Regions from separate parts of the Homo sapiens genome. Here region 1 is linked to region 2. The links are chromatin loops, found by intact Hi-C in ENCODE. Cell type or tissue: Calu3. All regions are shown on one strand.

Region 1 (8,000 bases), 180 kb before region 2:
AGCATTAGGTATATCTCCTAATGCTATCCCTCCCCCCTCCCCCCACCCACAACAGTCCCCGGTGTGTGATGCTCCCCTTCCTGTGTCCATGTGTTCTCATTGTTCAATTCCCACCTATGAGTGAGAACATGCGGTGTTTGGTTTTTTGTCCTTGCGATAGTTTGCCGAGAATGATGGTTTCCAGCTTCATCCATGTCCCTACAAAGGACATGAACTCGTCATTTTTTATGGCTGCATAGTATTCCATGGTGTATATGTGCCACATTTTCTTAATCCAGTCTATCGCTGTTAGACATTTAGGTTGGTTCCAAGTCTTTGCTATTGTGAATAGTGCCGCTATAAACATACGACACACTGAATATTTGTAAGTCTCCCCCCAAACACTTTTTTTTGGTTGGCTTCTTGTCACTCTTCTTTCCCCATTTCTGTCCAAAATATCTTCACACCCACCAAAGAGGCCCACGTTTATAACCAATTTGTATTCATTTGCTTTTTTACTAGCATCATATAATTTTATGAGGCATATATACGCATACACACATATAAGAAAATCTTTTGAACATTGTTTTAACAAAAATGGAATAATACCATCTACATTTTTTTCCTACATCTTGTTTTTTATCACACAATTCTTTATTTTAAAAAAAAGCCTCCAAGTAAACTGGCGTATCTTTAATTTTTTCCTTTTTATTACACAATTTACCCATTTGTGAATACATGACTCATTTAATCACACCTATAAGGGTGGCCATTTGTTTTGTTTCCGTATTTTGCTCATACTAACATCACTGCAATAAATACAATCTATCCTGATAGGATAGATTCCTGGAACTGAAATTTTTAGGTAAAAGAGTTTATGTATTTTTATTTTAACTTCTGAAAAAAAGCCATAATGCTTCTACTACAAAAGACTGTCTTTTTTCATACATCTTGTTCAGCAATTCTTATTATAGTTCTTTTAAAATTGTGCCTATCCAGTGGTCTAAATGTAATATCTCATCATTATTTGATATTATGTATTATGATATATATGTAATATATCATATTACATTACAGTAGTCAGTTTCTCTGACTACTAGTAAATTTTGGCATCCTTTCATAGGTTTGTAGAAATTTGGATTTACTCTTAATTATTTGAATTTTTAAGGGTGAAAAGTTGAAGTATATAAAAAATACAAAAGTTAATGTAAGAGACACCAATGTACCCACCCTTTAGATTTAATACTTTAACATTTTGTTTTATTTGCCTTAGAGTCTTTAAATAAATACAATGTTGCAAATATGGCTGACAAGTCCCCCTCTCCTACCAATCTTACTATATCCCATGCATTTTTATTCCTTATAGGAAATAACCAATAACTTGAAGTTGATATGTATTCTTCTTTTCAGTGTTTGCATACTTTTTGATCACTCTGCTTGTCGGAATTACACCTTCTATCACTATTCCTTTAGTAGTTACCTTGCACTTTTAACTTGTATATTTGACATAACAAAATTGAAAATCACTATCTCTGTCCCCCAGAAAGATGCAGGACTCTAAAGTACCTTAACTATGATATCTTCCTCCCATATTTTGTATTTTTTTTTTTACAATTCGTGCTTGCTTACATCTATCCACTTTTTTTTATGGGCCCAGCACACTTCCGTTGCTATCTTATCTACTAAAAAAAAAAAAAAAGACTACATACATACCAACGTTTTTGCATTCTGTTCTTTGTACACCTTTGCCTTCCATCTGGGTCCCTTTTTTTCTGAAGAAATGTCTTCAGAAATTCTTTTAGCGAGACCTGTGAATGGTCAATACTCACTCTTGAATAAGACTAGAATTCTAGGTTGACAATATTTCTTCTTTGGCCTCCGGCTACATTTAATTTTTGTTTTATTCTTTGTTATACTAAAAGTTATGAATATGTTATACTAAAAGGTATGAATATATTTTTCTTGGTCTTGTTCAAGTCTCATTGTGCTTCTTCAAACAGGAGTTCACAACTGAAATTTTTATATCTCAGCTATGATATAATCTTTAAATATTACCTTTTTCTTAGTCTCTCCATTTTTTCTGTTTGTAGCTCCTATTAGATATATATTATCCCTTTAATTCTAACCTCCATGATTCTTAATTTCTCATTCATATTTTCTATCCTGTTATGTACCGAGGCTACATTCTGGGCATTGTCTTCATCTCTACTCTTCCAGGTACTAGCCTTACGCAGGGATTTGCATTCTAGCTCCTCCCATTTATATGTCTACACCTATGTCTCCTGTTGTCTTAACAGTATTCAAATTTTGGCTTCTAGTTTCTTGGGCCTATATCTTAGTCCAGTATTCTGCTGCACTTTCAATAGGTTGATGCACGTCAATATAAACAAAGTAGAGATATGGGACAGGATGGGCCAGAATGGTAACAAGCCTCAAAATCATGTCAAGTGGAGGGTTTGTTTATCCAAAAACAAATCTTTATTTCATTCTTACTCTTGAATAATAACACTTTTACTGGGTAAAAAAATTCTAGGTTTACATTTTCCTCCTCAGAATTTTAAGGAGTTTCACATGGAGAGACAATTTAATGTAGAAAATATAGGTTATCTTCAAAAATCTGAAGTGTTTGCCTGTAGAAGAATAAATAAAATTTCTGTGTCGCCTGGCAAAATGAAACTAGGGCTACTATGTGTCTGCTACAAGGAATGGCTTCTGTTTCATACAGAGAATTTTCCAACATTCAGATCTGCCAAAGATAGCATGGACACTCTCAAGAGGTACTAAGATGTCCACAGCTACAGAGGTTTTCAAGTTTAAAGAGAATAACTAAAGTAGACAAACATTTGGCACAGGTGTTATAGAAGAGGTTTAAGTAGCACAGATTGTTGAAATAATTGGGTTTTTAAGTTTCTTCTAGAACTTGGAATCTCTAGTTCTTTTGCATCACCTAGATACAACCCCACAGCATTGGCTATGTGCCAACAGTTGTTTAGTGTTTATTGATTAGGTGAAAATTTCTGTACTATTCAGATCTCAAAACCTCAGTGTCTTATAACAACAAACTTTTGTTTGCTCACATTACATGAGGGTTGCAGCTTTGCTGTGGGTTTGTCAGGCTATGCTGAGAATACCTCAGTTTAGGCAGCTCCCTGTGCCTTCTCATTCTGAGACTCAGGTTGAAGGATGAGCCACTAACTGGAGCAAGCTGTTTCCAAAATAGAGGACAGAAGCTCAAAGTGGGTGGGGAGAGCAGAGCCAAACCACACAAGCAAGCACATTTAAACCTTTGAAGGTGGTTTATGTCATCTGCTCATATTTCAAGGCCCAAAGCAAGTTATATAGCCAATCCCAAAGTCAGTGGGGCAGGAAAGTAGATACCTCCTACAGGAAAGCTTAACTAGGGCATAAAGGAGCCAGTGGTATGCTAGAACCAGCTCATACTGGCTTCTAACAACAATTTATTTATTTATTTATTTATTTATTTATTTATTTATTTTGAGATGGCGTTTCGCTCTGTCACCAGGCTAGAGTGCAGTGGTGCGATCTCGGCTCACTGCAACCTCTGCCTCCTGGGTTCAACCAATTCTCCTGCCTCAGCCTCCCGAGTAGCTGGGACTACCAGCACCTTCCACCACACCCTGCTAATTTTTGTATTTTTAGTAGAGGCAGGGTTTCACCATATTGGCCAGGCTGGTCTCGAACTCCTGACCTTATGATCTGCCCGCCTCAGCCTCCCAAAGTGCTAGGATTACAGCCAACAGTCATTTTTTAATTTCAGAGTTTTGGCCAGCTGATTGTTAATCCATTAATATCTTCAACTGGACTTTGATGGAAATTTTCACACCATGGAAGTTGGAAAATGCTACAAATTGAACTTCTCTACCCTCTCCTCACTTCCCCAAGGGTAGTTGTTCAACATTTACCAGCATACCGCTAGAGGGAACCAATAAGTGTAAACAAATAAAACTGGCTACTATTGTTTTCTTGGCAAACAGAGCCTCTGGGAGCCAAGCAGTAGCAATGGATGAACAGCACTTAAAAAATCCTTCAAGGTGTGTCTCTTTTCTACACCCGAAAGGACATAGTGCTGATTTGTTCACTCAGAGGGAAGAACCAATATCCTTTAGACTCTCTTGCGTCATCCTCTGGCACTGCAAGTTGAAGCCAAACCAAGGAGGTAAAAATCCATTCATCCTCCCCTCTCTCATCAACTCAGTTTAGGATCTTGTTTCTTTGACAACATACCTGACACTGAAACTACTTCCACTTCCCACTTCTCCCTGCTACTTTGAGTGCATCCAGTAAAACACTTCCATGCCTTTCTGCTCTCTTGGCACACTCTATTGCTGTCACCCCATATGAGCACTTGGGATAGTTTCCAGACGAAGCCCCTGGCTTTAGCACACAGTCCCCTCCTTAAACTGGGCTCTAATTGAGTCCAACACTTTATTTCTGCAGTGTAGGCTGGACAGTGCTAAGTGCTGTCATTTAAGGAACTACAGGTGTAAGAGCTAGGCTTTCCAAACCCCATGCTGTCATCTGCCCACTGCCCACACTCACCAATTGGCCTACACTGCCAAGGTTTCCTAAACTAGTATCTGAAGTCAGGGGTATTTGTGGATTCCCCCTAGAGACTATGCCATCCTAAGAATGATGAAAGGATTAAGAAGAAACCAACGTGAAATGATATCAATAGCTGTTGGTAGAACTGCCTCCCGAAAACACCCAGGCTGTGTTTCTACACAAAATCCATGGACATTCACCCGCTTTGTCCTTCCCTATTGCTCCCAATTTCCCTCTCTCAGCCTCTACCTCTTTCCCCACCTCCTCCACCCTGGAGACCTGGTTCCAATTGCAAGGCCATTCCTGCAACAATCTCTGGCAACTGGAGTGAAAGGTGCCGACAAAGAGGCCCTCTCCACAGCTCCCTTTTCACAAGAAGCATGTATCCAATTAAAGGATTTTAATTAAAATGCTTTCTGTAGCATCCTGTTTTTACTCATTGTTATAAATTAAACTTGACATGCTCTGATTTAACAGGTGGGTGAGATTATTCTGAAAGCTGCCAGATGAGAGGAAATAGAAGCTGAGCTGAAAGAAGCTGTGTGCCTGGGAGTGTGAGAGAGACAGAGGGAGAGAGAGAGAGAGAGTGTGTGTGTGTGTGTGTGTGTGTGTCTTCATGCACCACACAAGTGCACAATTATATGTGCATGTGTTTGTCTTTAAATTGGTTTTAAATTATTGTTTTAAATGAGAAAGTTGCAATACAGCAAGGGGAACACCAAAAGAAAATAAAACCACAATCTAAAAAATTAGAATTTCATGCATCAACCTTAAAATCTCAGCCAGCAGTACTCATTTGCACATTTCTCATTAGTGGCATTCCTTTTTGGAGCATCAGCTAAGAAATATTTGTAACCTCCATTTATTGTTTCTCATAAATGAAGTTTCAACCCATATTACTCATGCAAAGGAATAAAGATGGATGTTTTGTTGTTGACAATTAAAAGTCTCAGTCATTACAGATTTCACCTCCTCAGTGCTTTTAGACAGTCAGTAGTCAACTTAAATGCCCCAAAGAGTTCTCACAGACTGCGCATTACACCTTTTGGTATAAACTGGCCACTTCAAGGTCTCCCTTTGTTCAAACCAGAGTAGTTTACTCACAAATCCTTTGCTTGAAGGGTATTATCTAAATTCCATGCTGTTGTTCATAGAACAGTTTCCCCCTTCCTGAACCTCTTTTTTTCCAAAACTATCTATTCCTTCCAGATTCTGCTCTTTTTTTCTTCCCCGTGACATTATCCCTAACCACTCCAGCACAAACTTACTGATTTAAATGCCTACCGTATGTATTCATTTATTCAACAGGATCAAGCAGTGTTGTCAGTATTCGAGATATAGCATTAAACAATAAGAAAATGAACAAATTTAAAGTATGTTTAGTGGCAGATGCACACTAAGAAGAAAAATAAAGCAAGTTAAGGTGGATAGAGTGTTGTTTGCCTTTTCATTAATTCTGTTATTATTTAAAGTTTTGCTTATTGATGTTCCATTTTTTCAATTGGTCTGTTATTTCCTTGAGGATGGGAATTATCCCTAATATCTTGGAGTAATGATCAAAATATTTAACAGCTAATACATCAGGCACCAACCAGTGAGAGTGGAGCTCAGCCATTCTAGTGTGTCCCAGTTGGATATCAGCCCTACTAAACCTCATTGTGTCCTCCAGTTTACATTACTCAATATATTTTGATCCAAATATTGATTTGATAATAATATCAATCATTGGTTTCTCATATTATGTAAATGGTACTCTAGTGGCCTAAAAGAGTAAATGTATTTTAATCAAAGGTTCTAACTTATTTTTAGAGACTATGCAGGTTAGGCAATCCTCAAGCAAGATAGTTACCATAAGCCAGTCTACGTGAATTTTCTTGTCCATCTTAACAACTCACTGGATATCCTATCCACATAGGACAGATTTCCAGGAAAAGCAGTTCTTTCAAAAATTTATTTGTCCTGAGAAAGTCCTAAAATTACAGATTTACTGTTTAAGTCCCTAAGGAAAAATGCTTTATTTTGTAGTAGAAAGATCATGGACTTTGAGTTTAAACTACAATCTGTCCCAAGAACTTATCCTGGTTAATTACCTTTTTTTGTTTGTTTGTTTTTTCAGAGTCTCGCTCTGTTGCCCAGGCTGGAGTGCTGGGCAAGTATGATCTTACTTGTCCAAGTAAGATCATTGAGTGGCGTGATCTCGGCTCACTGAGAGCCAGTTTCCCAGGTTCAAGCGAGTCTCCTGCCTCAGCCTCCCGAGTAGCTGGGACTACAGGCACGCACCACCATGCCTGGCTAATTTTTGTATTTTTAGTAGAGACAGGGTTTCACCATATTGGCCAGGCTGGTCTCGAACTCCTGACCTTGTGATCTGCCTGCCTCTGCCTCCCACAGTGCTGGGATTACAGGCATGAGCCACTGTGCCCAGCTGGTTAATTAACTTTTCTAAGGCTCAGTATCCTTAATTGTAAAATGGAATGGAAAATACCAACTTTGCAGTGTTGCAAAAGATAAAGCAAAGTGAGAAAATTGCATGGTACCTACCTGATACAGAATTGATGCTTTGTGAATGATAGCTATTATAGTTGCTGTCATTATCTACTGGTATCTATAATGGTCCAATCACCCATGTGGTCAGATTGTAAATTATACAGATAGATAGACTTGCTTTCACACGCTAATGGATACCTATGGCTTATACCACAAAATGCTTAGGGTTCCACTTTTATGCCATTTCCACCACTTTATATCCAGGTAATACAAGCGGTATCTACACCTCAAATGTAGTAAGCTTCTCTACTAAACTGCAAGCTGCTTAAGGACATGAATCTCTACTTCCTTCTCTTCTGTATCTTCATTTCCTCCCACTCCATTTCTACACCATTCCTGGTAGGAGGCTCCACCCACAGGAGGAAGCATAACATGGAGCTGGAGAAATAGAGAAGAGTAATAAAGTAATGGAAGAAGCGGGTGGGGGAACTGGATAAGTTGTGAACACTCAAGATAGACTGAAAGGGGACATGCTAGAAATCTAATGAATCATAAGTCCATCTAGGGGACACACACTTTCATTAGGAGACAACTGCCTGAACCTAGAAAGAGGCAAACTGAGAAGGAATAAATAAATGAGTCATTTGTCATGATAGATTTCATGATTATGGAACCCATTACCCCCAAGATGTGAAACAAGCTGAAACTATAAATGGCTACACAAATAAGTGAGAAAAACCCATGGAAGATGACCCTATCATAGGATTCATTAAAGGAAATTAGAGTAGTTGAAGTGTAGTAGCAACCACCAGCAAGCATTTACTAAAGTCTCTCTGTGCCAAGAGTTGTGCTAAGTGCAGATGGAGAAGCAAAGAAGTAAAGAAAAGTCCCAGACCTGAAGAATGTTAAAAAGCAGGAGAGAAGAGACCCGCCCACAAATAGCCACAAGAACCTACAACAATGAAGTGCTA
Region 2 (8,000 bases):
CCAGTTGCCTGTGGCTTCATGGAATAGTCGGTAAAATCCAATCCATACTTCACGGTATGAAATGCTCAGACTCTCTCCCTAGCGGAGCTAGTGGAAGACGCTCAGCAGCCTTAGCATAGGAATCTGTAGGTACAAGCACATTCCTGGACGGCGACTTTGAATCCAGGCCAAGAAAAGAGAGGTACACCAATATTGGGATTCTGTATTTTGGGGGTCTAATTGGTGAGTACAGAACAAAGGAGTGGAGAGGAAGGCAAAATAACCTAAGTAATAGAAAATCCAGCCATAGACTGCAGTGGAAATTAATGGCACGAGAAGCCTTGGGGGCAAAGGTAAGGGGTCGCAGTTGAATGCCACCCGAACTCATCCAGATGCCGCTGCGTTCAAGCTCTCCCAGCACCCGCGGCCGAAGTAAATAACAATTCTCTTAATGCTAAGGCAGCAAGGAGAGGGCACTGCGAACTGCAGACTTTTCTTCTAAGGATGAAGAGGACATTATAAAACTGCACACTACCTCCCTAATGGCCCATTCGTCCTAGCTCTGTCTAGTGAAGTAGAGAGCAGAAAAAAACATCTAGCTCTATCAAGTTGAAAACATTTTCACATTCACCTTAAACTGGTGAAGCAAACGGGTTTTCCCTTTACTAACATCGCTCTTGTTTTTCCATTTAGTCTTTGGGAACGTAGCCTCAATCTTAACCGCGTATGATCGTTTCCACTGCACCTGTGCGGGAGAGACAGGCGCATATCCCCGTGGCGTCGGATCTCTAAATTATCTAATCTGGCGGCTGCGTACGACTCAGGGAAAGCCCTGGCCGCGAGCTTTTTCACCAGGCTTGAGCTCAGCAGCCGGGCCCGCAGTGTTGCCGCCAGTGGGGAGGCAGGGAGGCTGTCGGCGCGCCGGAGCCAGGCGGGAAAGGGACTACAGCCGCCCGCCGTTGTAGCGCAGGAAGCGGGCGGTGCCAACACACACCTCGCAGCTCTGCACGTTCTTCGTGTCTTGGAGGAGAGTAGAGCCTCCGTGTGAAGCTCCGTCCGCACCTGACGAAGAGGAGGGCGTCTTGCGCCACTCCAGCGACTCTGCGATGTTAAGACGCAGACCCGCTGCTGCGCCTGCCTTTGTCGGGGCGGGCGGGCAGCCGCCGCTCGGAGCAAGGTGGGGCTGCGGGGAGGGAGAGCCGCGGGGCAGATCCCTGGCCAAGGTCCTCTAGAAAGCCCGCTCTGCGCCCAAACGCGCCGCTCGGTCCGTGGGCCACTTCGGACCTGACGCTGCCGGTGAATTCACGCGCTCCGGGACGCGCGGGGACCTTTGACGAGGTTTTTGAACTGGGGATCGTCCCCTGTAACCTGGCCGCGTTACCTCCCCAGGTGAGCCGGACTCGCGGGTGGGTTCGGCAGCCGGCGATGTGGCAAAAAGGCAACCTCGCCTTATTTCTAGGGGCTTGGAGATGAAGAGCGGCTGAGTGTCCCCGTCTACCCCAACCCGGGTATTACCCTCTTTTCCGTCTTCTAGAAGGGGAAAACCATGCTGTTTTGAATTCAACATATTTAGATTCTGAAAATCGACGGCCCTTCCCTTCTTTCCTAGGAAGGCCTGCCCCGTAGGCACAACCTTCGGAGAAACGGGCGGCGCGTGAGTTCCCTGGAGCCGCCTCCTGGGCATCCAGGCTCCTGTCGCACGGCTGGTGCGGCGCCCACTGGGCGTGGGGACTGGGCCCAAGGCTCCCGGGACCGGGTCGTGGTTAACGCCGAGGCCAAGCCCTTCGAAGAACTCTGAGTTCTCTGCCTGACGTTTTGTCCCTCAGGAAGTGTCCCTTCCCGACTTTTGAGGGTGTCTTGTTCTTTGACGGGGTGGCCCTGTGGGGGAGGAAGGAGAAGTGTTCCTCCACTGCTGTTCTGTGGAGCGGGACCTGGCTTTGTTCGGCCTCCCTGCTCTCGGGAGCCTGTACTCCGGCTCGCACGCCTGACTGCTGGCCCTGGCCGCTGCTCGGGCCCCGCGCAGGCACACGGGACAAGGCGAAGCCCCGACGCCCAGAGGGCGCTTGGGCCCAGCACACCCGCGCACAGCCCAGGAAACGGGAAAGGCCACTGTCTGCTTCCCTTTCGCAGATTCTATCCGCTGGCACGCGAAGGTCACACGGGCTCTCAATGCTAATTTGGAATGGGAAGCACCACGAAGGGTTGAGGTAGCCTGGTGGCCCTGACTGCGCAGGGTGCGGACAGTGAGCCCGTATCCAGCTTCGCTGCCACGCGCCTAGCAGCCCGGCGGCCCCGGCCCGGCCCAAGGAGGAGGCAGGCCGCCTGGGTCGGCTTCCGTGGCCTGGGGGTAAGCTCTGATTCACCCCAAGGTGAGGTCCCCGGGGATGCCCAGATTCGGGCCGGGAAACGCACCGGGAGAGAACCACCAAGCGCTCTTGGTTATGAACCAGAGCTTATAACTGTGGCCGCAGCTAGACCTAGGGGAGGCCTGAGCGCCGAAGCCTCCGTTTCCTCGACCGGAATTCGTGAGCTATTAAACATGGGCCCTAGCGGGGCCCACGCCCTGTCTTCCTTTGCTGACAAGGCTCCGCGGGGTAGTGGGCGGGAGACAAGGGTCTCAGAACAGAGGGGCTGGCCCGGCGCGGCGGGCCAGGAACTCCCGGGCGTGTGTGTGCAGTGGTGCGGGGTGGGGGTGGAGGTGAGGTCTCCTTTAGTTCCTGGGATCTGGGAATCCCGGCTTCTCGATCTCATCCGGCGCGGAGATCTTAAGGGTCGGTGGACCAGTTAGTGTGTACGGCCTCACCCCTCCGCCTCCAGCTTTCGAGGCTCTCCGCTTCAGAGCTCCAAAGGAAAACTTCTGCGACTTCAAGAACGTCCTGCGCATTCACATGGGGTCGCTTCCTGGCTGGTTGAGGAGAGTGAAAGTTCTAGTGCCTAAGCCTCCTTTTCTCTTGCCCATTTTTCTCACTCCTCAACCACAGATAAAGAAACACTACATCGTTGAAAAAAAGTAGTGAATTATCTACCAGTGAGGTAGAGGAAATTAACAGTCCCAAGACTGCCCCCAGGTGATGGTTTTCAGGAATAACATTTCTGGGCAATCTCAGGTCGCTTATTTCTCTTCGGAGCTAATTTCATCTGTGATAGAAAAGTTATTGAATCCAAAGGCTATGTTAATCCCCCCAAAAGGAAAAAATGGCCCCAGAAACCTCCTGCCCACAGACACTGAGAATTTGTTCAATTTGTCTTTCTAGCCTTACATTTGATAACTGCACTTCCAAAAATCAAACGCTCTCCTCCCCAAAAGGCAGACATGCTCCCACCCATCCCCTTTTCTTCTTCTTTTCCTTCTTTCTAGTTTCCTCTTTCTGAAACAATAGCGCGGGCTGCTGGAGTCAGTCTGATGATATAATCCTTAAGGCATTCACGGGCAGACCAAGGGCCAAGCTATCAAAGGGTTCAGCTTTTTCTTCTTTTTAAAAGCTGTTTACTATTCAGGAAATTTGGTAATTATTATTTTTTTCTTCTCCATGTAGTGGTATTACCCTCTTCCTTTTGATATTGGATCCTTTATGGGCCCCTAGCTTCATGCTCTAGAGAAAGGAGAAAGATGAAGGGACTGAATTCTGCAGCAGAATGCAATTTTCCTTAATGTCATCACTGCTGCTGAAGACCAGCTGAGGGCTTCCAAAAGAACGGGAACCCCCAGAGCAGTCAGAGAGTCCTCATGTTTCCAGGGGCAGAAGAGAGTGCTAATACCGTTTATTCTTTTACACCACAAACTTGTTTTTGTTTTTGTTTTTTTTGCATGTCACTCCACCAAAATACTTTCAGTGCTTTTGTACTAGGATTGAAAATGCGCACCAGAAGGGGAAAGAGAAGATTAAAATCATATTTTAAAAAAGTATTTGTTTAGAATGCCACGCTGAATTTGGTGTGGGAGGGTTACTAATCAATACTAATATCCTTGGAATATTACATGTTTATCATGGTTTTTCTTGAGTTCAGTATAGTGCCTTGCTTATAACAGGCAGCATGCAACAAATAATTGTTGGTTGAATGTTTGAGAAATGTAAAGCAAAGGAGCACAAACAGGATTGGTAATTTAACTCCATTTAGTTAAAAAATGACAAGTTTCTTGCACTAATGTGTGTCCTACAAAGCAAGACCATTTCTGCTAAATCGTGAGGCACTATGTTTAATCAGTTTAAATTTTGTCTCCCCCACTGAACTGTAACATGAGATCAGAGACTCAATGTTAATACTTTCATTATATACAACATCTTGCATATTGCTGGGTACATTGATTAATCATCTTAGAGTATGGTGAAGGGGAAGATTCAGCTTAAGATGGAACATGTTAAGTGGAAGTTAATGTGCAGGTATCCCCTTGGATAGTGCCAAGTATCCCTGTAGATGGGTAATAGTGGTCCAGGGGTAGGAAAATTTTTGTTCAGACTCCTCCTTTGATTGGGTCATATCTCTTCCTGCCCACATTCTCTCCAGAACTACCACTTTTCCCTCCTGATCTTACCTTATTAGGATATGAATGCACAGAAAAGGGGATGAGTTGAGCTGCACTGTCATAAGCTGTGATGACTGGTTAGCAGTCAGTTCGTGTGGATACTAATGAGATCATCACAGAGGTTCTATCCACTGGGGCACTAGTTTGGCCTTATTCCAAGCACATCCATGACATCCTTTCCTATAAATGTATTCTGCTTGGCCAGAGAGAATCAGGAAAGAGACAACCTTAATATATCTTCACAGAAGGTTATATTTTTTGGAAAAGGAATGCCAATCAATTGGATTTTCCCATAGGAGCCAAGGCATCATGTAGGCTTATGTGCCTGTGCCAGACTGTGTAATAAGACATAGAATATGTTTTCAAGGAGCATTCTATTTTCTCCTCTTTTGTGTTTTTCGTTGAAAATTTCCCCATCACAAACATAGGCACTGGAGATCAAGTTATGGCTTTCCAACTAGAATGACTTCTGCGTTCTTGAATTGCCATCTAAGTAGCACCTTGCACCTAGGATGTAAAGCATAATATGGAATGCTGGCCTTCTTAGTAATGACTATTTCACCTTTTGATTATTTACTACATTTCTGCTTTAGCATGTTAAAAACCCCCTATAGCTGAATTGAATGTTGACTAAATTAGAAGGCACACAATGCTGGGTTTGATCCAAAATCCACAAAATCAGAAGTATTTTCTATCTCAGCCATACACGCTACCTATAATGGTGAATAGCAACTGTAACTAGGCAGGGCTCTTCCTTTTGATCAGGTAAGAAATTTTAAAGAATTAAAGGATTGAAATTGTGTAGAGAGTAATGGGGCTGATGTATCTTTTAAAACCCCGGAATTTATAACAAATGAGAGTTGTTCCTCTAAGAAATTACCCTGGGATTCTATAGCTTATAAAAATGATTGCTCAAAACATTTCTGGAATGCCTCTTTTGGAAATGACTTGAGGGATTCTGCATCATCACTTACTTCAATGCTCTTTTCTTCTTGCTGGCTAATGTGGGTGCGCTCTGGGAAATCAAAGCTGCTCATGCTGAGGAATTAACTCTAAAAGCTGGGAGTATCCAGAGCAGAATAGTATCTTTGCCTAGAAAAATGGTGTCATTTTAGTGGTATTACTGAGATGGAACACACAGCAAGCAAAATGGTGGCCTAAAGCAACTGTGGGCCAGTGGTTGCAGACCTTGGGAACAAAGCTGCCAAAGGAAATCACAGCAGATTCCTAGAGGGATTGTGTCTACCTGGGCAGCCCCAGATATTCCGGGTTTCCTTACTTGAGAGAGAGCTTGTTCTAGGACAGCAGCCCTATCTGGAAGTTTCTGAGATATTCTAAGGAAGTTTTCAAGAAGAATTAGACTAGCTGTAAGTCCCTTCCTTACTCATCTTCCCTCTCAAATACAACAACAACAAAAAAAAACAAAAATGAATGTGTTTGACTAGAATTCAGACTAGTAGGGCTAAACAGTGGAATTATGAAAGTTTACTGATGACATAAATGATGAAAGAGCATTTGTAGTTTAAGAAATTACAGCCACATGGCCAACCACAGGTTTCTGAATGCCCCCAACATAATCTTCCAAAGTGCTGACCACGGAAAAACTCCGCACTCACGACTCAGCTCAGGCCTGCTACCTAGCTGGTGCTGGAATTGTGGGGAATCTTGTGCTCCAGCCTACACAAAATACTGGCAGCTGGAGGTAGAGAAATTGTCCTCTTTGCTCCTTATTGATACTTCTAGGTTGTTATCCCTTTCTTCTCCCTAATTTCCCTGCTGCCCCAGGTTTTGGAAATGATGCTATCAGTCTACAGACTCCCAAGACCACTCTCCCTCATTTCTTGAAGATTTTATTCCTGGATCATTATCATTGTCTCTAGTGCTTCTCCCAGCATAGTTTTTGTGGTTTCATGTTGAAGTAAATGATCTTATAATACCGTAGACTCTTGACCTTCTGTCTTCCAGAGATTATGTTTTCCACTCTATATCAACAGTCATTCCTTGGGCCATATCTCGATCTTTGTCATTACCAAGAGTTGAACCCCCATAATCTTAATTTCAAGCTCTGACCAACATTGCCTCTCTTTCCAGTTCACTCCCTCAATTTGTTGACACCACCAGGACCTTCAATCAACTGATTTTTATCATCGTTCAACATCTCCACACTCCTCACATCCTCACTTCCCGCCTTGCCCTGGGTGAATGCCATGACCCTTACTCACACCCTGGCATCTGGCACATGTACTCAGGTCGTTTACCTCTTTGTCCGTTGTTTCAATCACCTGGCGAAGCCCAGCTCTAGGTTAAATCCAATTCTATCTACATTCTGTCTCCACCTACACCCACACAATGGAATGTGGTTGGAACAAAACAATCAACTGAGCTGACTGCTCTCATTGTAAATTCATGTTCCTTAGCATCAAGAGAGCCCTTAAATGCTGCCTGGCAGTTCTACTACATTTCCCTCTTCCCTAGATGACTATTTCACACCTCCTACTCCTCTCTCCTTAAACTTCCAACACATCCTCCCTCATCCCAGTCCTCTGCTGAGGACCTTGATTCCTATTTCACTGATAAAATTGAAGCAACAAGAGAACTTCTTCATGCTTTTTTTTTTTTTTTAACCACATGTAAAAATCCATCTGCTTCTGTGTCTATATATTCCTTCTCTCTTCTCTGGTCTCCCATCCAAATCCTGTCTACATGTGAACAGGTTGGATCCCATTCCTTCATACTTACTCAAGGACATTGCTCCAGTAATTGTCCTTTCTAACTTCTCAATCATCAAAGTCACCCTCTCTACTGGATCACTCCCATCCAAATATGCAATTATTTTTCTCATTCTAAAAAGTAACTGCTATGGTTTGGATGTGGTTTCTCCCCTCCTAAACTCATGTTGAAATTTAATTGCCAATGTAATGGTGTTGGGAGTTGGGGCCTTTAAGACGTGATTAAGTATTTAAGGCAGATTAATGTCTTTCTTGAAAGACAAGAGTGTTTTTTTTTTCTTTTCTTTTTTTTGGAATGGATTAGTTTTTGCAGGAATGGATTAGCTCCTGAGAGAGAAGAGTGGGTTGTTATAAAGTGAGGTGACCTCTACTGCTTTGTCCTTTTTTCCGCAAGCCCATTTCCTCTTCCATTTCTCCACCATGTTTTGACATGACATGAATGAGACCCTCACCAAAAGCTGCCAAATGCAGCTACCCCATCATGAACTTCCCAGCTTCTAGAACTATGAGCTACATAAACCTATTTTATTTATTAATTACCCTGTCTTGGGTATTCTGTTATAGCAACAAAAAATGGACTAAGACAGTAACAAAACCCTCTTTTGATTCCAAATCACTGTCATACTATTGCATTTTTCTGCTTCCTTTTTCAGCAATAGTCCTTGAAAGGGTTGTCAAGAACATTGTCTCCAATTTTTCTCTTTCCATTCCTTTTTAAATATATTCAGGTAGACTTTTGACCCCACTATCCACCCAAACTGCTTTAA

The links. A loop is a pair of places that touch in the nucleus more often than their neighbours do. Peaks named below come from ENCODE experiments on the same cell type or tissue, not always from the same donor. Only the 100,000 strongest peaks of a DNase experiment are listed, where the experiment ranks them.
Region 1: a loop joins it to region 2, with 5 times the contacts of the local background. A loop is called at or near these places in 3 of 110 quality-filtered maps.

The regions. Positions count from the first base shown.
Region 1 is chr1:118,822,864-118,830,863 of GRCh38, forward strand. All of the region lies in intron 1 of LOC107985447 (a long non-coding RNA gene), which reads right to left. Among named protein-coding and RNA genes, the nearest start is that of TBX15, 160 kb to the right of the region's middle. In Calu3, no CTCF peak of the experiment used is centred here; no DNase peak of the experiment used is centred here.
Region 2 is chr1:119,005,822-119,013,821 of GRCh38, forward strand. No RefSeq gene overlaps it. Among named protein-coding and RNA genes, the nearest start is that of TBX15, 21 kb to the left of the region's middle. In Calu3, no CTCF peak of the experiment used is centred here; a DNase peak (open chromatin) is centred at 3,040.